Linked DNA regions of Homo sapiens: region 2 is linked to region 1. Evidence: read pairs that join two places in POLR2A ChIA-PET (ENCODE). Cell type or tissue: HepG2. All regions are shown on one strand. Links, peaks and the distances in the headings refer to the core of each region. The heading gives the core; the rest is flanking DNA.

Region 1 (2,927 bases), core at 133-2,632:
AGCATACATCATGCTTTCTTTGTATCTTTCTTCCCTTTAGAACCCTGAATTATTTGGAAAAACAGATGTGTTCTTCACTTTTCTTTAGTTGAAGTCTATCTAAATATATCTCTAAAAATAATAGGATCATGTTTTTACTGAATTGATTCATAACATGGTCCTATGTTTGTGAAATCCCTTAAAGGAAACTTTCATATGCATTTACGACAGGACTGCCTAATGAGAGCTGCATACGCCATTTCTACATAAAAGGAAAGATTTCATGTGATATTTACTCTCAATCATTTAGACATATCAAACTGACACATTATTAAAACTGACAGGTTTTCCTTGCTTCGTTGGGACTTCTTGGTTTTTCTAACCCTGTAACTATACTAGACATTTTCTTGTTTTGAGAAGGAATGAGACGGCATCAACCACATATGCATTTCATTAAAGTATCTGCCTTTTCCTTGCACAGGTTTGGCTACTTGTACACAATCATTCTCAGACTTTTTTTAAAAAGATACAGTTTTCAAGATTCATTTTAGTGTAGAAAATGAGTGCCCTGGATTTGCCAGTCTTCCACACTCAAATCCCAATGAAACCAAAAGGGCTCCAATCTCATTAGGGAAAGCTGCACAGTAACCTGCAGAGAGGGTGTCTAAGCATCTTCAAGTCAGCTCTTTAGACCTTTCTTGGTACTCAGGGAGCTGCAGCAAATCCTTACTGCAGCTTCAGGTAGGCGACTGCCTCAAACAAAGGTCAGGGTGGTTTTTGTCATCTACAAGTAACTGGGCATAAAAGAATTAGAGAGCAAAATCCTGGACTTCTACAGCTAGGAAGATGCTTGGCAGTAACTGCATAGAAGAGATAGCTTCATACTGTAGAGAGAATTTTTTTTAAAGCTTAGTCAACCCCAAATCTATAGCGTTTTATTTCTGCCATAAAGACAGTTTACATTTACAGTCCACCACCATAGTTAATAGAGATAGAAGTAGTTGTAACTACAGCATCGTTAATGAAGACACAGTACATAAAATGCAAACTTTGCTGATTCTCTAAATTGGCGTAAAAGTCTAAACACAAGAAGGTGGTCTTTATAACCTAGCATAATTCAACACTAATAATCGGCATAAGCTTTTAGAGTTAACAAGATTTAGATTTTCCTCTTAAGAAACTTTTCTTAAACTATATTATTAAATATTTCCTACATTCTCTGGAGCTGCACTACCTGATATGGTAGTTGTTAGCCACATGTGGCTGTTGAGCCCTGGAATAAGACTAGTCCAAATGAAGATGTGCTATAAATGTAAAAGACACACTGGATTTTGAAGACTGTAAAAGATTGTAAAATATCTAATTAATAATTCTGTATGTTGTATAGACATGAAATGGTAATTTTTGATGTATTGGGTTAAAGTGCATTATTATAATTAATTTTACCTGTTCCTCTGTACTTTTGAATATAACTACCAGAAAATTTAACATTCCTTATGTGGCTCACATTTGTGGTTCACTTTATGTTTTTATTGGTCAGTGCTGCTCCAGAGGCTAAGGGACTGTGGCTAATAAGGTAACTGCAGTGGGGTTCCATTTGTCTGTGATCTATTATATTACACATATTTCTCCCTACTCAGGTGTCATAGTTCACTCCATAGTGTAAATATGGGCTCAATACTTCTCAGTGCATATTTTTGTCTTCTCATACCTCTCTACTGTTGAACAGTCTATGTCCTCTCCTGAGAACCTCTTTTCCCACTTTGCCTACATGGCTAATTCTTTTAACCTTTTAATGGCCAGCGGAAGCATTATTTTCTCTGCAAAATGTTCTCTGAACTCCCTTACATCACAGCCAGGACCCCAAGAGAAAGATACATTCTGTCCTCTGGGGTATGACAGTATGTTGGCCAATATCTACTGAATGTCTATTGTCTGCTGGGCACAGGGATGGGTAGCTGGAAGTCCCCAAATGTGAATGAGAGGGATATGGACCCTGTGCCTGTACTGCTTGCATTCTACAGTGGGATACGGACAAGCAAATACCCACTAACAAAACGGTTTTTGAAAATGCTATAGAGGAGAGATTTAGAGAACACACCAAAGGCTACAGAACCAAAGGCTAGAGAACACACCCAGACTACATCTTTGTGGCGGAGAGGTATACTGAGACTGAACTAAAGGCATGTGATCCCACAGGAACCCTGGACGTAAAACAATAATTAGGTGTTTAAGTATATAAACCCAACAGCATTGTTTTCACATCACAAATGATTCAAATGAGACTTGACTTCAAAGTACAAATTACCAAATAGGCATTCTTATATTACATATAATGCCCTAGTATCCTTGCAATGACTCTGTTAGCCAGGAAATTTAGGTATTGATTTACTTAAAAAAACAAAGAACAACAACAAACAAGTCTCCACATAATTAGCATGATTAAGTGAAAATGAATTCCACAAGAGGTGTGCAATTTACTTAACACTCATGCCACTATCAAAAGAGTTCAGGATTTCAGTGATTGGATTTTTGTGGGGTTGAGAAAACAGAATAAGAAGAAGTAGTGAGCAGCTTTGGGAAGTCACCTAACATACAGCAGTGGACTTTTTAACAACAATGTTGGAGGGCTGGAATATTCTCGGCTTGCTGGGCAATCTCCATGGTCCAAAACCTGGTTAAGAAGTAAGAGGAATGTATTTAAAAGATAGACTTGAGTAGTCCAAATATCTTTCCCAAAGTCTATGCACTAAGGTGTGTGTGCGCCCTACTCCTTGGTGAGCCCATTAGTCCCTTACCCAGAACCTATTAAGTTTACTTTAGACAGAATTGTGACAAGTGAGGCTATCTGGATTCCCAGTCCGCACTAGACTGGAAGTTACCCATCAGAAGATGAGGAGAATGTTAGTGGCAGCTATGCTAGTAACAGTAAGGACAATAGATTGTCA
Region 2 (2,927 bases), core at 196-2,695, 340 kb after region 1:
GCTTCCTAAATGAAGTAACTGAAACCTGACTCAAACTATGTTAAAAAAAAAAAAAAGAAGAAGTTGTCAAGATACACAGTGACTCACAGACCCCAAGAACAGAAATTTATCTGGGACCAGGAATAATGAAAACCTGGTACACAAATGTCATCAAGACTCTTGACTCTGCTCTCTGAGCATCTGTTCACTTGATATTTGTATGAGAGTGATGATTATGTCCTCTTTTAAAAATTACCCTTTAATAGTTTTGAAGTTTCCACCAAGATGCCCAAAATTCATGTGACATAGCCTGGTAAGCCACATTGCTGGAGAGGTGCACCTCATAGGCAGCCTAAGCCCAGACACCTCTCTTCTTGACTCCCAGAAGTGAATCACAATCCGCAATAGAACTATACATTTACTTAACCTCTGTTTCTGTAATTCTTTTTCCTTTCTAATGATCTCGTGTTTTGTTTTTGTTTCTGGTTTGTGCATGGCCAATGAGTTATGCACTGGTGGTAGTGATAATTGGGAATTTGTTTTTATGGTCTGATTATTTGTGGTCTCTGTAGATGGTAGATAGAGATATATTCTCTGTTGGGTAAGAGACAAGAGGTAAACTCGTTTACTAATGTTTTTGCTTGTTTGTTAACTTGTTTATTTTTGTGCTTAGAATACTTAAGAATTTTGTGCTCACTAGAAAGGAGTGCAGCTATTTGATATCTGGACTGAGATTTTTGTGTTTCTCTGTTTACAGTTGACCTGTGGCTAAAGTTTTAAATCTGAAACTATACACTCTTGGTGACTCTGTATGTTTATGCTTCTATAATTCAGAAAAAACTTTAACTGTAAACTATCTTCTTGGCTGGGCGTGGTGGCTCATGCCTGTAATCCCAGCATTTTGGGAGGCTGAGGCAGGCGGATCACGAGATCAGGAGATCGAGACCTTCCTGGCTAACACGGTGAAACCCCGTCTCTACTAAAAATACAAAAAATTAGCCAGGGGCGGTGGCGGGTGCCTGTAGTCCCAGCTACTCGGGAGGCTGAGGCAGGAGAATGGCATGAACCCAGGAGGCAGAGCTTGCAGTGAGCTGAGATTTTGCCACTGCACTCCAGCCTGAGCGACAGAGCAAGACTCTGTTTCAAAAAAAAAAAAAAAAAAAAACTTCCTATCTTTAGATGATACTTAATTAGACTGCAAAGCCTCTAAAGTTATAGGAGCTGTATTCTGAGTAGATTAAAAATACATAAAAATGAATATTACTAAAATGTCTAGAAAAATAAAAAATAAACTTCTAATACTTTAAATGTGCTTGAATTAAAACATTCTTACGTGAGTTAACTTGGAAATGCTTTAAGAACTCCAATTTCTATAACAAAGGTAAATCTTTGGTAAATGAAACTAGATCTATAATTTTAGTTTACTAGCAACAGCAGTCTTCTCCTTTTTATCAATGCTAATATATAAGCATGCATTTTATTCTATTTGGGTTTGTTTTTCTTAAACTTAACCAAGTTTACTGATCAAATAAGCTAACATTACTATTATATAATGTTTAATATTGTAAAAAGGACACATTTGTATATATTTAATTATTCTAACAAAGTTTTGTTTGAACAGTAATTGTGTTATAATATGCCAGCTGGAAGACAATACAATTTCCAAGCTCATGGACTGAGTGGATTGCATTAAATTGATTAAATTGGATTGATCTTTGTCCCTGTTAATGGACGTATTCATTTTTGTCTAATTAAGAAAGTGTAAACTGGGTGAGGTGGCTCATGTCTATAATCCCAGAACTTTGGAGGCTAAGACAGGAGGATCATTTGAGTCCAGGAATTTGAGATGAGCCTGGGCAACATAGGTAGACCCCATCTCTACAAAAATTAAAAAATTAGTTGTGCTTGGTGGTGCATGCATGTGGTCCTAGCTACTTAGGAGGCTGAGATGGAAGGATTGCTTGAGCCCAAGAGGTCGAGGCTACCGTGAGCCATGATTGAGCCACGTTACCACTGCACTCCAGCTTGGGTGACAGAGCAAGACCCTGGCTCCAAAAAAAAAAAAAAAAAAGAAAAGAAAAAAAAAGTATAAAATGTATTTGTGTGGCTGTTGAAAGACATATTCTGTGTGTCCATGAGCTTTGCTAATTGGCTAAAATACTTATGTATGACAGACACTTGGCTACCCTCGTTTTCTCTGTGAGAGTTTATTAAATGTTAAAATTAACACGAGTAACAGAAACTACCCTTGGAGCGATGATGACCCAAAATGAACTGTGTATGTATTTTGGAAGAAAAAAAGAATACTTTCGTTTTAAGGTAACAATTCTCAGGCTTTTGGAACCTATTGAGGAACTCAGAGAGCTTTTGCTTCTGTGAGCTATACATATCAATATTTATCATATTCAGAATTTAAACAAGTTTTAAACATTTATGGATTTATTTAAATATAGCCATGATGAATACATTGCATGCTAACATAAATATCTTAGTATTATTGTGAAATAAGTTTTTACTCATGAGCTTCCTGAGATCTGTCCTAAAGTAAAATGCCAATTTATTCCAGAATGTGAAAGAAGATAAATAATATTGAAATTTTAAAAGTGATTTTTTTAGGCCGAGTGCAGTGGCTCACATCTGTAATCCCAGTACTTCTGGGAGGCCGAGGCGGGCAGATCATGAGGTCAGGAGATCAAGACCATCCTGGCTAACATGGTGAAACCCCGTCTCTACTAAAAATACAAAAAAATTAGCTGGGTGTGGTGGCGGGCGCCTGTACTCCCAGCTACTCAGGAGGCTGAGGCAGGAGAATGGCATGAACCTGGGAGGCGAAGCTTGCAGTGAGCCGAGATCTCTCCACTGCACTCCAGCCTGGGTGACAGAGCAAGACTCCGTCTCAAAAAAAAAAAAAAAAAAAGAAAAGTGATTTTTTTCTTATAGTTCATAAT

What was found. Peaks named below come from ENCODE experiments on the same cell type or tissue, not always from the same donor. Only the 100,000 strongest peaks of a DNase experiment are listed, where the experiment ranks them.
Region 2: POLR2A ChIA-PET joins it to region 1 with 6 read pairs; 2 of 35 experiments call an interaction of 5 or more read pairs at or near these places.

The regions. Positions count from the first base shown.
Region 1 is chr21:15,067,261-15,070,187 of GRCh38, reverse strand. It overlaps LINC02920 (long intergenic non-protein coding RNA 2920), which reads right to left. Exons shown (of 2, transcript NR_186411.1): 2 at 2,351-2,653. Among named protein-coding and RNA genes, the nearest start is that of LINC02920, 1.7 kb to the right of the region's middle. In HepG2, for the core only: no CTCF peak of the experiment used is centred there; a DNase peak (open chromatin) is centred at 1,627.
Region 2 is chr21:14,731,498-14,734,424 of GRCh38, reverse strand. No RefSeq gene overlaps it. Among named protein-coding and RNA genes, the nearest start is that of SAMSN1-AS1, 150 kb to the right of the region's middle. In HepG2, for the core only: no CTCF peak of the experiment used is centred there; no DNase peak of the experiment used is centred there.